2 separate regions of the Mus musculus genome follow, and region 2 is linked to region 1. Evidence: chromatin contacts called from ENCODE Hi-C or POLR2A ChIA-PET data. All regions are on one chromosome and are shown on one strand. Each heading gives the region's core, a stretch centred on a gene start or an enhancer-like site at or near the end of the contact. The rest is flanking DNA. Distances are from core to core; before and after follow the strand shown.

What was found. Hi-C counts contacts between places; a loop is a spot of excess contacts on that map. ChIA-PET counts read pairs that join two places held with the same protein, here RNA polymerase II (POLR2A).
Region 2: a map of heart shows a loop between it and region 1 (11-fold over the local background). The contact joins the promoter of Btf3l4 here to the promoter of Eps15 in region 1. A Hi-C loop is called at or near these places in 2 of 37 maps with a recorded cell type or tissue (both heart). POLR2A ChIA-PET finds 5 or more read pairs at or near these places in 1 of 5 experiments (embryonic stem cell).

What each region holds. Positions count from the first base shown.
Region 1 is chr4:109,276,698-109,282,941 of GRCm38, reverse strand. It overlaps Eps15 (epidermal growth factor receptor pathway substrate 15), which reads right to left and starts at 2,667. Exons shown (of 25, transcript NM_007943.3): 1 at 2,498-2,667. The coding sequence starts at 2,530. It overlaps Gm40225 (a long non-coding RNA gene), which reads left to right and starts at 2,619. Exons shown (of 3, transcript XR_868003.2): 1 at 2,619-2,920.
Region 2 is chr4:108,830,805-108,837,048 of GRCm38, reverse strand. Btf3l4 (basic transcription factor 3-like 4) reads left to right here and starts at 3,409. Exons shown (of 6, transcript NM_027453.3): 1 at 3,409-3,541. It overlaps Txndc12 (thioredoxin domain containing 12 (endoplasmic reticulum)), which reads right to left and starts at 2,371. Exons shown (of 7, transcript NM_025334.3): 1 at 2,193-2,371. The coding sequence starts at 2,283.

The DNA.
Region 1 (6,244 bases), core at 1,418-3,917:
CCTCTAGTCTCTTCATGCACTCCAACCAGCACATGCACCTGCACACTCATATGTGTGCAACACACACACACATGTTAAAATCAAGGACTGGAGATATGGTTCAGCTCAAGTTAATAGCACTTGTGGCTCTTGCAGAGGGCTCAGGTTCGGTTCCCAGTAGCCATATGGTGGTTTATAACCATCCATAACTCTAGTTCCAAGGGATTTGACACTCTCTTCTGTCTTATATGGGCACCAGACATGAATGTGGTATACATATATACATGCAGGCAAACACTCATACACAAATAAGTAATTATATCTAAGAACTATAAATCTGCTAAGTTTGAAGGAAAAAGATACATTAGTAAATATTTTAAAAACTTTTTCCCCTGTGCCTTTATAATATCTCACTATATCTTAGTATTTTAATATCTAAATATTTTAAATTGACTTATTTGAATTATCAATTTAAGTTCAAACATGAAATACTAAAGAATAATTTCCCCTTAGTGATTCAGCATTTACTCTGGATACATTTTAACACCTAACTATACAACCACAAGAACATATGCAAATTATGAAAATGACTACAAAACTGAGAGCCTGAAGCAAATTTCCAGAGATAAGTGATCCTAAACAGAAACTAAAAACACAGTACAATCCAAGAAGAAAATAAAGTAGGCACACAACCAAGAAGCAATTCTACAGAAGTCTTCAAGGGAACAAAATCTTTAATAGGGGGGTCGGGGGAAACTACCAGAATTAGCCAACAGAGTCAGAATACAAGTGCCTGCCAACAGAGATCATGTTTAAGGCAGGTCACTATCTAGACTCAGAAAGCCAACACCCAAAAGTCAATGTTTCCATTCCTCAAATGTGAGTTTCAGAAGGACCCTTCTAAACAGATTCATGACAAGACTGGGCCATCTTAAAAGTTCTTCCCTGTTAGATGCAAGTCAAAACACAATGACCCACAGGAAATAAATTTGGAAATGTAAAGTTTATGAGGTTATTCCTAAAGGCTGTCTTACCTGTGGGATGCCTCTGTGTGTGTGTGTGTGTGTGTGTGTGTGTGTGCGCACTATAATACACACACACACACACATACAGTATATATAGAATCACTTTTGCTGGGGATATGGCTCAGTCGGTACAGGGCCTGTCTAGCCAGCATGAAGTCCTGAGTCTGATCCCTGGCGATGAATAAACTAATATAGTGGTACAGTCCACTTGGGAGATGGAGGAAGAAGGATCCAAAATCAAGGTCATTCTTGATATTCTTGATTACATAGTGAGTTCAAAGCCAGCTTGATCTATTTGAGACCCTGTCTCAAAATAAATAAGTAAATAAAATTTCCACCCTGGCTCCTGGGGAAAATACTTTTTTATCTCCAAGTTCTTGGAAAGAAACACCTCAAAACCTCTTTATCATAACATAGAAATAATCTATTACCCAAACACATGCCCTACCTTATAAGTACAGGCAAATCTAGGCCAAGGAGACAAGATGGCAGGGAGCTATCACAGGGCAGGCTGATAGGCTGAGGTGGGCTTATACCAGGGAGTACACAGCCCCCAGCTATGGAGAAGGCAAACTTCTGGGCAGTGAAGATGAAAGGGACTGGCAGGTGTTTGGTACCTCATCCCTCCTGGGTGTCTTGAGATGACTACGCTTGGTTTTACAGAAACGGAGAACTCAGGTTCTCCTAAGTGAGTGATGTTTAGATGTATCCCTCGAGGATGGGGCTCTGAAGGAAGAGAACATTTTAATAATGATGATGATGATAAAGAGGCGAGACTCCGAGAACAGACTCCGAGAACAGCTTTTGGTCGAGATCGTCCCAGGACAAAGTTATCTCCCCGGTGGTTCCGGGCACCAGGGAGGAAAGAGGCGCCCCACCTGCAGAAGGCTGGCACCATGACCCCTCGGACGACGATCAGAGACGGCGCCCTCGCGGGTGGGAAAGTCTGCAAGGGGATCTGAGCAGAAGTGAGTGGGTCAAGTGCCCGGACAGGATGCGACTTCTGGAAGCCAGGCTGACTTGAGGGAACTGAGGGGAACTCGGCAGTCGTCGCTCCCGCGGACCGGAGCAGAGCGAAGCTGAGGGAACCCTGCCCCGCCGAAGTCGAGCCTCGCATCGCCCGCGGCCGCTGTCTAGCGTGAGCCCCACCGGAGCTCACCTGGCGGCCGTCAGGCCCGGAGGAGAAACTTGCCGAGAAGGTGAGCGCCGACGGGACCTGGAGGAGAGCGGCGCGGAGACCCGCGGCGGGGGCGGCGGCCGGGTGGGAGCCGCGCGGGGCGGAGCCGAGAGCCCGGCGACCCGGGGCGGGGGTGCGGCGGCCCCGGCTCGCCGCTCCCGCTCCGACTCGGGATGGCGCCCGCACTCCTCACACGCGCTCCCACCGTGCGGCCCGAGGGCAGCCGCCGCGCCAGCGCCCCAGAGCGGTGGAGGGGGGGAGGGAGGGCCGGGGAACCCCGGCGGGTCGAGCCGGGCCGACCGGCGGGCGGCGTTACCTGTGTCAGGGAGAGCTGGGCTGCCGCAGCCATGGTGTTTCCATCATGCACGGGAGGGGAAGGAAGGACGGACGGACGGGGGCCCGGGGCGGGAAGGAGGCGGAGGGACAGGCCGTAGGCGAGGCCGGCGGCCGGGCGTCTCCCCGAACTTCGACAACTTCCCTCCTCACGCCGCCCCGCCCCGCCCCGCCCCGCCGGCCTCACAGGCCGTGGCGGCGCGCAAAGCCCGGAGCGGGAGTCTGAGCCGCGGAACCAGGCCCTGACCCCGGCCTCCCTGGAAAACCCGGTGCGGATAGGGCTCTGGGGTGGACGGTCAGCGGAGGCGGCGCCACAGAGACCTGAGTTTAGGCAGGTCACCCACCATCCTTCTTCCTGGGCTGCTGTTTTCTGTAAAGTGCGGGGAGAAATTAGAACCATGTCCAGGTGGGTTGTGGGAACTAAAAAAGTAATGGTACTAAGTAATGACAGGAGCGGTTTAGTAGTAATAACATTAAATAATTCTGATTGTGTGTGATTCTGCACTAAATGCTTTTGTTTGTTTGCTGTTTGTTTAAAACAAGGTCTCTCTCTGTGTAGCCATGGCTATCCCGAAGCTCACTGTATAGATCAGGCTGGCCTCAAACTCACAGAGATCCACTTCCCTCTGCCTCCAGAGTGCTGGGATTAAGGAGATGTACCACTACTCCAGGCCTAAATACTTTTTTAAAAAATTGTGTGAATAGGGGATTTGAAACAGAAAGAAGTTATACAAATGAGGATGGTGAAAGCCAGCCAGGCATGGTGGCACATACCTTTAATCTCTGAGAGTTCCATGCCAGCCTGCTCTACATAGTGAGTTCAAGGACACATAGTAAGGCCCTGACTGAAATAAAAAGAAAAGGGCCTCCCCGAAAAGAAAAAACAAAACAAAACAAAACAACTCTCTTACCCGAAGTTTAAAAACTAACTAGAAAGCTGGATTACAAATCTTTCTACCTGCTATCACATTAAGAAGGCATGTAAATCCTTCTAAAGTAAAAATCTTGGGAGCAAGAAGGAACTGCTTGCCTTGCCTGCTCCCTGTCCTGCCTAGACTGTTTAATTTAAAAAAAAAAAAAAAAAAAAAAAAAAAAAGCAGGTGTAGGGCCACAGTGGAGTTCAGAGGTACAGTGAGTGCATAAAGTCCCATCTCAAATTCTTTTTTTTTTTTTTGTCTGGTTGGTTGGTTGGTTTTGGTTTTGGTTTTTTGAGACAGGGTTTCTCTGTATAGCTCTGGCTGTCCTGGAACTCACTCTGTAGACCAGGCTGGCCTTGAACTCAGAAATCTGCCTGCCTCAGCCTCCCAAGTGCTGAGATTAAAGGAATGTGCCACCAGTGCCCGGTTCCTCTCAAATTCCTTTTTGTCATAAATGCCACCTCTTGACAGAGTATTGTCTCTCCAAACTAGTGTTCATACTCTTTTGTTGACTTTACTAGAAGAGGGCAACAACCTCCTAATGACCTGTTTACATAAGTCTAACCACCCCCCTCAGCTCACCAGTGGCAGAGATTTTTTAATATATATGTATTTTAACACCATAACATTATAGTATATGCTTAAATGAAGGCCTTTGTCCTGCCTGTATTCAACATTATACACCTTACTCTTTTTCATTTTGCCACACTTAGTTAGAATAAGGAACCGCTTACCTGAAATTGTCATCTGCAAAGGTTCTTATTTAGGGTGACTACTGCCGTGATGAAACACCATGACCAAAGACAACCCGAAGAGTAAAGAATTTATTTCCCTCACAGTCTGGTCATCATCAAAAGCAGTGAGGAAAGGAATTCAAACAGGGCAGGAGCCTGGAGGCAGGGTCTGAAGCAGAGGCCATGGTGGGGTGCTGCTTACTGACTTACTCAGTTTGCTTTCTTATAGAACCCAGGCTTGGGCCTTCTCCTACCAACTACTAGTTAAGAAAATGCCCTACAGTGAGGTCTTATGGAGGCTTTATCTCAACTGAGGTTTCCTCGTGTCTAATAAATCTAACTTGTGTCAGGTTGATGTAAAACTACACTCAGTTTGTATGTAGCCTACTTCAGAAGGTCTAGGAAGTCTGCATACCAGCTTTTAGTTACTTTGATATGACTTTTTTATTCTGCCTTTTTTATTGTGTGTGTGTGTGTGTGTGTGTGTGTGTGTGTAGTACTTGGGGAGGGGGTAGATTCTCTCCTTCCACCATGGAGGTTTCGGGGATGGAACTCAGGCTAGCAGTCTTGGCAGCCATTGCACTAATCTAGTAAGCTGCTTCAAAGGCCATATCCTCTGCCTCGTTTTAAGAGTTAGTTGATGACCTGCCTACATCTGACTGGCCTTAAAGAAGACTAACTCTCTACTGCAGGTCCCTCAGACACAGAAGTACCCAACCTCAATATGTGTTTGCTTCCTTTTTCCCTAATGGTGGTTTCCAGGACAAAACCCACACGTCTATCAGGGCCACAGCCTTTATCATTATAATAGGATTCCTCAATACACTGAGACAGCTGGAAAAACCCAAGATCTAGTTGGCTCCACTTCCATTTTTAGACTTTTTCCATCAGAGGCAAAAACCAGAGAGGTCTCAAGAACTCCCTTCCCAAGTCTACCTAGACTCCTCTGATTTGATCCAGCCTCAAAGAGCAAGTTATACAGGTCTGATGAGTAAACACTTAGTCAGGAGTATCTCCTTTGACTTCTTTTTGCCATTATTCCTTTTGGCTCAAGGGAGAAGAGGAGAAACTATTCCAGTTTGAAACATCAACTATAACCCAACTGATATTTCTATTGGCATCTATTACTTCACATTATAAGTTTGAACTTCACAAAAACACCCTAAAAGGAAGCAATTATCACACTCACTTCCCAAATGAGGTACTCAGCACCACAGAGGTCAAATAATTTGCCCAAGGTTACATGTCTAATAGCAAAAGCAGTTGATATATTGAAATGAACAAAACTTAGAGATCAGAACCATTGGTGTAACTGAAAAGTCACTTACTAATTATAGGAATTTAGGGGGGCTGTGAATGACGTATGAAGTGTTTGAAGTTGTAGAGAGAAGTGTAGAAGTTCAGAAATCTGAAAGTCAGACAAGTTTGTGTTTGAAGATGGGCTGGTGAGATGGCTCAGCAAGTGAGAGCACTGACTGCACTTCCAAAGGTCCTGAGTTCAAATCCCAGCAACCACGTGATGGCTCACAACCACCGGTCTTTGAGCTGGAGCGAGCAGGGACTGAGCAAACAGAGTTGAGCCAAGTGAATGGGGCTGACCAGAGTGAGCGGGGTTGACCAGAGCAAACAGAGGTCCTTAAAAATAAATAAATAAATAAATAAATAAATAAATAAGTTCCCAACAAGCACATGAAGGGTCACAACCATATGTACAGCTTCAGTGTACTCACATACATAAAATAAATAAATAAATCTTTGAAAATAGCTGGAAGGAAAGGACTCCTCTGACCCTCACAAACATACCATAGCATGTTAAGGAAATAAAAGGAACTATTAGTATGGGTTTGCTTTAAGTTAAAAAAAAATGAAACTTTGTATTTATAAAGGACTCTTTTAAAAGTTTATGTCGTTGCTTGCAAAATCTAACACAACTAATTCCTAATATCTAAGAGGTCCCTTATAAAGCTTTATTGAACTAAACCAAACATAAAATCTCAGCTATATGTATCTTCAGTTTTTCCCCACTTCACAGATAGGAACATTGAGGAATTAGGGAGATGGCTCAGTTGGTTAAGTGCA
Region 2 (6,244 bases), core at 2,160-4,659, 450 kb after region 1:
TGAGACTCACACAACACTTCATAATGTTATATGCATTCAACAGTCGATTGAGCAGGGTTTGTTATGTGTTGAGTGTCTGGGGTAACAATCACACCCATTTTGCAGCTGAGGAACAGAGGCATGAGAGAGATTAAGCTACTTGTCACAGGCATCTCGTCTGGTCACTGGCAGAACACATTGAAACTCAGCTCTGCATACACCCTAGCACTCCAGTCTCCCTCTGTATATACAGTTCTATTCTAAATACACAGCGGCCTGTTTTACAATAGGATCATCAGTATTTGGAACATTTTGACTTAATAGGACCCATTGTGCAGTTTTCAGCACTTCCTTCATAGGCAGAAACCCACATATCACCTTAGAAAAACTTCTTTCTCAAAAGAAAAAAGAAAAGAAAGAAAAAGCTTTGCCAGGCATGGTGGCACACACCTTTAATCCTAGCACTCAGGAGGCAGAGGCAGACGGATTTCTGAGTTCGAAGCCAGCCTGGTCTACAGAGTGAGTTCCAGGACAACCTGGGCTGCAGAGAAACCCTGTCTCTCACCCCCCCCCCAAAAAAAAAGTAAGAAAGAAAGAAAAGAAAAGCTTTTTCTCACCCTCCTAATTCAGGTAGATGCCAGCGCCCTTACCCTCCTCAGTCTGTACTTCCCAATCTACCACAGTATTATATAAGCTGAAATTCTTTTATTAATCTGTCGTAGATCTATCCTATTGCACTCTCTGACTTAAATATACACCCAGTGAAAGCAAGAACCTTGTTTGTTCTCTTCATTGTCATGTCTCTAGTACCCGAGTCAATGATCAAAACATGGCTGATGATCGAAAATCAATACTGAACTGAGGTGACTCATTGAATTTCCACTCAGTCTCAATGCCCACCAATGAATGTAAAGATAAAGAGCTCTAAAAACAAACAGCTGGGCAGTGATGGCGCACGCCTTTAATCCCAGCACTCGGGAGGCAGAGGCAGGAGGATTTCTGAGTTCCAGGCCAGCCTGGTCTACAGAGTGAGTTCCAGGACAGCCAGGGCTATAGAGAAACCCTGTCTCAAAAAACCAACCAAACAAACAAACAAATAGGGGCTGGGACCAGAAAAGAACCTGCTGCTCTTCAGTGGACTCAAGTTCAGTTCCCATGTTAGAGGCAGATCACAACTGCCTGCACCTCCACCTCCAGGGGGACTGACACCCTTTTCTGGCCTCCTTGGGCCACACATTTACCTAAACACACACACGCGCACACACACAGGGCTCCTCTAGCCTAAATGGTGAACTCAAATTCAATGAGGCTGTTTCATAAGGTGGAGAACAAGCAGAAGAGGAAAACACCCAATATCCTCTTATGGCCTAGTCATGTGTACCAGAAAACAGGCGGGCAGACACCACACTGAAGCACACACACACCACCAGCATCAGAAAAATCCCATACAGTAAAGGTCATAACACAAACCATCCAAAGCAGGGCTGGAATCCATTTATAACTCAACCAGTTAGTCAATTCAGCTGCCAAAACAAACAAACAAAAAACCCAACTGATGAGAAGGTGTTCAAGTTTAGAAATAGGGCTGGTAATACACGGAGTTGGGGGTCCTTACTTCCTAACCTTCATTGATAACCACTGATCCATCGCTCTAAAGAAATCAGTTTCTTCCAACACACTAGCTGAGCCACACCAAAACCAACTGTTGGTGACCTAGCAAAAGGTCTACCTTTCATTTGCTCTTTTTTCTGCATCTCTTGGGGGAATAGGGAACCGGGTCTTGGGGGTACGGGGGAACGTGGTGAGGAATCTTCAGACTCAAGCGACCACTACAGGTCACCAGCGACCCTTTTTCTTCTGGCGGAAAGGTGACGGTTCCTGAGGGCTTCCCAAGCGACCTATTTCTTCTGGCGGGAAGGTGACGGTTCCTGGAGGCGTCCCAAGCGCCTAACATGACACATGAATGGACTCTTAAACAACCTAGTCCTAATTTAAGGGCCATATCTTCTCAATCCCAAGAATTAAGAGCGCCCTCAAGTACAACTTCCTTCTCTTAAACCCTCTCCCGGACCTGGTACTCCTGACCCCGAGAAATCCACAAAAGCAGTTGGGGAAGATAAAAAGGAATCTAAAGTGGCCTAAGATACAGTGAGAAAATAAAGTGTTAAGAAGGCCCGGGGTCCGTAAAGATTACGGTAAGAATGAGGTCTGACCCTTTCCAAGCCCAGTGCGTCCGTCTGAAGAAGTGATGAGGAGCAGGAAACTGAAGCTCAGCAAACAGGTGGCCCCGAAACGAAGCGACATCTCCACGGTGGTAGTTGCACAGAGCCACCGGATTGAGGGAACAGGATTTCCAGCAGAAGCTCCGCTCTGCCCCCTTATCGCCGTTCAGCCCAACCCCTCGGATTCCCAGATTTTTTTTTTTTTTTTTTTTTCCTAGCCAAACACTGAAGGAAGTGATGTTAGACGGATGTGGGCGGTGCCTCGAGGGTCCGCTTTGGAATGGAGTAAGTTTAAAGGTGCAGATCACGTAGAAGGATGTGGGAGTACATCTCGAGTTTGCTTTCCCTAAGTCCTTGATATCCAGGCTTAAAGAAACAGCCGGATGAGGTGGCCCGAATTGGTGAGGGCTGGGGAAAGGTTCAGGAAAACCGTTGTTAATTACGTCTGACCTCTAGCCTAGCCCCTCCCTCCAATGGACCACTACACTAAATATTCAAAATGCAAATTATTATCTTTGAGATCAGCCTATCACAACAGAGGGCTTGGAATTTCCCGCCCCCTCGCACAAGTTAAAAATACTGGACAACAGCATTTCATTGTTAGATTTCTGTTTGGGATTCCAAAGAGACTCGGTAAGCCCGTTTCGCTGTGCACGCGTCTGTGTCTTGCAGGCAAGCACTTTGGAGAAGCGCTGGACCCTTCCCCCCACCCCCACTCGCATTCGCAGGACTTCCACTCAGGCATGATGCAACCAACTGACATAAGGTCCAAGAAAACCATGCTTGGGGCCTTTTATTGCACAACTGAAGAGGTAGTCCGAGGGAACTGGGACATAAGTCATCTCAAGCACGTAAAGTGTAAAGCTTCTTTCCGTTAAGTCTGTTGCTTTTTGTATTGGGTCGAGTTACTACCTAACAAGTCAACTGCCGACTTTCCCTCCTGATGAGAGTCCATTAGAGCTCAATGCTTAGTGAAGGACATCCAAGGTGTACAACCCGAACTAGACCCCACACCACCCTTCTGTTAAATCCAAGACAAAAGGTAAGCGCAGACACAATGGGACGCCAAGGGGACCGCCGCCTCCTCCAGGAAGCAGCCCGGCCGCCAATCAGAATAGTGAGGTGCGCGAGGCATGCTGGGCTTTGTAGTCGGGAGGCAGGCGCGCAGTTGCCGTACCCACCCCCACCCCGCCTCCCTCCCGCGGTCGAGGCGGGGCCGTGCGTCACGTGGGCCTCTCCCGCCGCCGCCGCCGCTGCCGCCGCGGTCTTTCTCTGTCTCAGCTGAGGCAGCCATCTTGCTCTTGCCGCGTGCTGGTGTTGGAGGACCCTCCCCGCTGCAGGTGAGACCCCCGGCGGGCCCGCCACCCCACGGCCTCCGGCCGCTGCGCACGGTCTCCCCCCGCCCTCCCCTCTCGACACCCGCCGTCCGCTCCGGCTGCCACTTCCGCCGTGGCGCGGCGAGTGGGGGCGGAGGCGGCCGGCCGGGCCTGTCGGTTACGGGCGGCGCAGCTGGGGGTCGGCACCTGAGGGAAGGTCCCCAGCACCACCGCCCGCTGTGGAGGAGCCGGGCCCGGGCTCTGGCCGCTCAGGTCCAGACCCAGGAGGGTAGAACCCTCCTCGTCCATCACTCATTATTCACAACAACAGTGTCAGACGCTTTGAGCAGCAGATCTGTTGTCATCTCTTTTGCTCCTCCCAAACTGAGGTTAGCACCCGGCCACCAAGCTCTTGGGGCCGAACTAGGTTGCAGCGCTCTTCACTTTGTAATAGAAGTGCTTGTTTACAAGTCTCTCTTAATTTTGAGACAGTTACCTATCCTTATAACCTCTTCACACTGCCTGATGATTGATCGCCAGGCACAGTGTTACACAGCTGGTGAATGGCGGTTTCAACTTCCGTTCCCACGTTCTTTCATTATACCTAATTAGTGGCCCTCTGGAAGAATGGTAACAATAGTTACCAACTACTGAGTGTCTTACCTGAACTTGATAATCTATGCTTTAGCCTTCAACTCAGTAAAGTATGCGATGGTATACTTTTTTTAATGCGGGAGAAACAAACACAAGTACAAAGAACCTAAATACCTTTCCAAAGCCCTAAGTGGTAAAACCTCACATAAAAAGTCAGGGCTGAAAATTCAAATTATTTTTATCTTTGTAAACATGATTAAAGTACTTGGATGCTTATAATTTGGGCATCCAATAAATATTGATTCATCTCTGTATACTCTTTTTGGAAGTCCTTGAGAAAAGTGCAGAAAGGATTCGTGGATATTCACTCAGTGATCATGTGGCCCTTGAAAGTCATTTCTCCCTTTGGGACACAGAGAGGAACTTTCCAGGCCTTCCAGGCAGCTAACAATTTTGTTTATAATTTATGCCCTGCTGCACTAACAGGTATCTGAGATGACCTCACACTTGAAACAAGAATGACAGGTACATTAAAGATATTAAGTAGGGATTAAACCAGGTGACCTTTTAGGTCTCAGGCTGAGTCTAAATGTCTTTTTCTATTAGAATCCTACACAGCCCAACTTGCTGTTGGACAAAAGGCCATATTTCTCCTTCCCCTGCTGCTTTAAGCTTCTAGATGCCCTAAAATTATGTCTTTTCCATAAAATACTCCTTAGGAATAAGATTTCTTAATTATACTGACCACCTGAAATGGAATTATTCTTTCATTTACACCATAAGAAAGAGTTAATTTGGGCTTTGCTTTTGCTTCAAATAAGTCTGGACTTTTTGTCTTATCTTTCCAACTGCCAACTCTTTTCTTTAGGAATGTTACCTAAAATGCAAATAGTCACAAAGGGCTAGTCCTGTGCTTAGTTTTAATATTCTCTCCTGACCTCCTTTTTGCAAGAAATTCCTTAAGTGCTGTGTTATTTCACTATAAGTTCATGGCTGTAGCTCTTTTGTGGATGTTTGAATGCAAGGTTGAGGTTTCTATCAGCACATTTCAGTCTGCTGCACAGCTAAGATTGGCACACACCTAAAAGACTGTTTGGATTCTACACACAACTCCCATGCAAAAGCTTTTACCTGCTTGACCATTGTGATACAATGTTGAACAAAGTGAGAAGCCATAGGTTCTAATTTTTATTTGTGAAATGGATTCAGCCTTACAGCTGCGATATATACAGGTCAGTTCTTTAAGTTCAGCTTCAGTACAGAATGGTTAGTAATTTACACGATCTTTTGAGTCTTCTTTTTTTCTTCTTTCAAATGTAAAGAACAGGATCCTTATCATCTGAATGATGCAATTACAAAGTTAGAATTAGGAAAAAAAAAGTTTAATAATAGCCTATTCCCTTATTCCCTCCTTCACATCTCAGTAATGATCTGTTAAGCCACAGAACAAGTCAAACAAGACTGTTAAATTAGCTTTTTTTTTTTAGCGCATGGTATGTTGTTTTCCAAAGCAGGAGTGTCACTGTCAAGACTAGAATTCATGATTTTAGAATGTCCTTAGAATCTTCAAAGGTCAAAATTTGCATAGCTTATTTTTTTGTCTTGCCCAGTAACTTAATGTAACCATGATACAAATGTAACAAGATACTATTTGATCTTTGTCAAATAGTACAGTGAGACATTTTGCCGCTGATGCAATAATATCTTGTTGAGTGTGACATTATCAGTGCAAGGTCTAGAATAAACTGGGGTGCTGCAGAATCAGTGAGTATTATTTGGGAATCTGGTAGCTTCCCACTATTAACACATCTGACCTTGAATAGAGGACGTGACTTGTTTGCTGACAGCCTGACAACTCCATTATTCAGTTTCTTCTTTGCCTAGCCTTTTTTTGTATGTGCCATATTTATTCTTTAAAAGAAATACAGAATGTGATTCCAGAGAAAATGATCTACTTGAAGGTTTTGCTAATAACATTTGGTAACTGTTCTCTGCTGTGAAAGTCTCTGCAAGAAAAAGCCTGCTTGCCTGAAGAGATTTCATAATTGGTTAGGTTTTTCTGAATGCCAGAGAACTGAGTCATGTGTTAGGAATGAATCTTTAAATAGGCAACTTTGAATCCCATTCATTTGC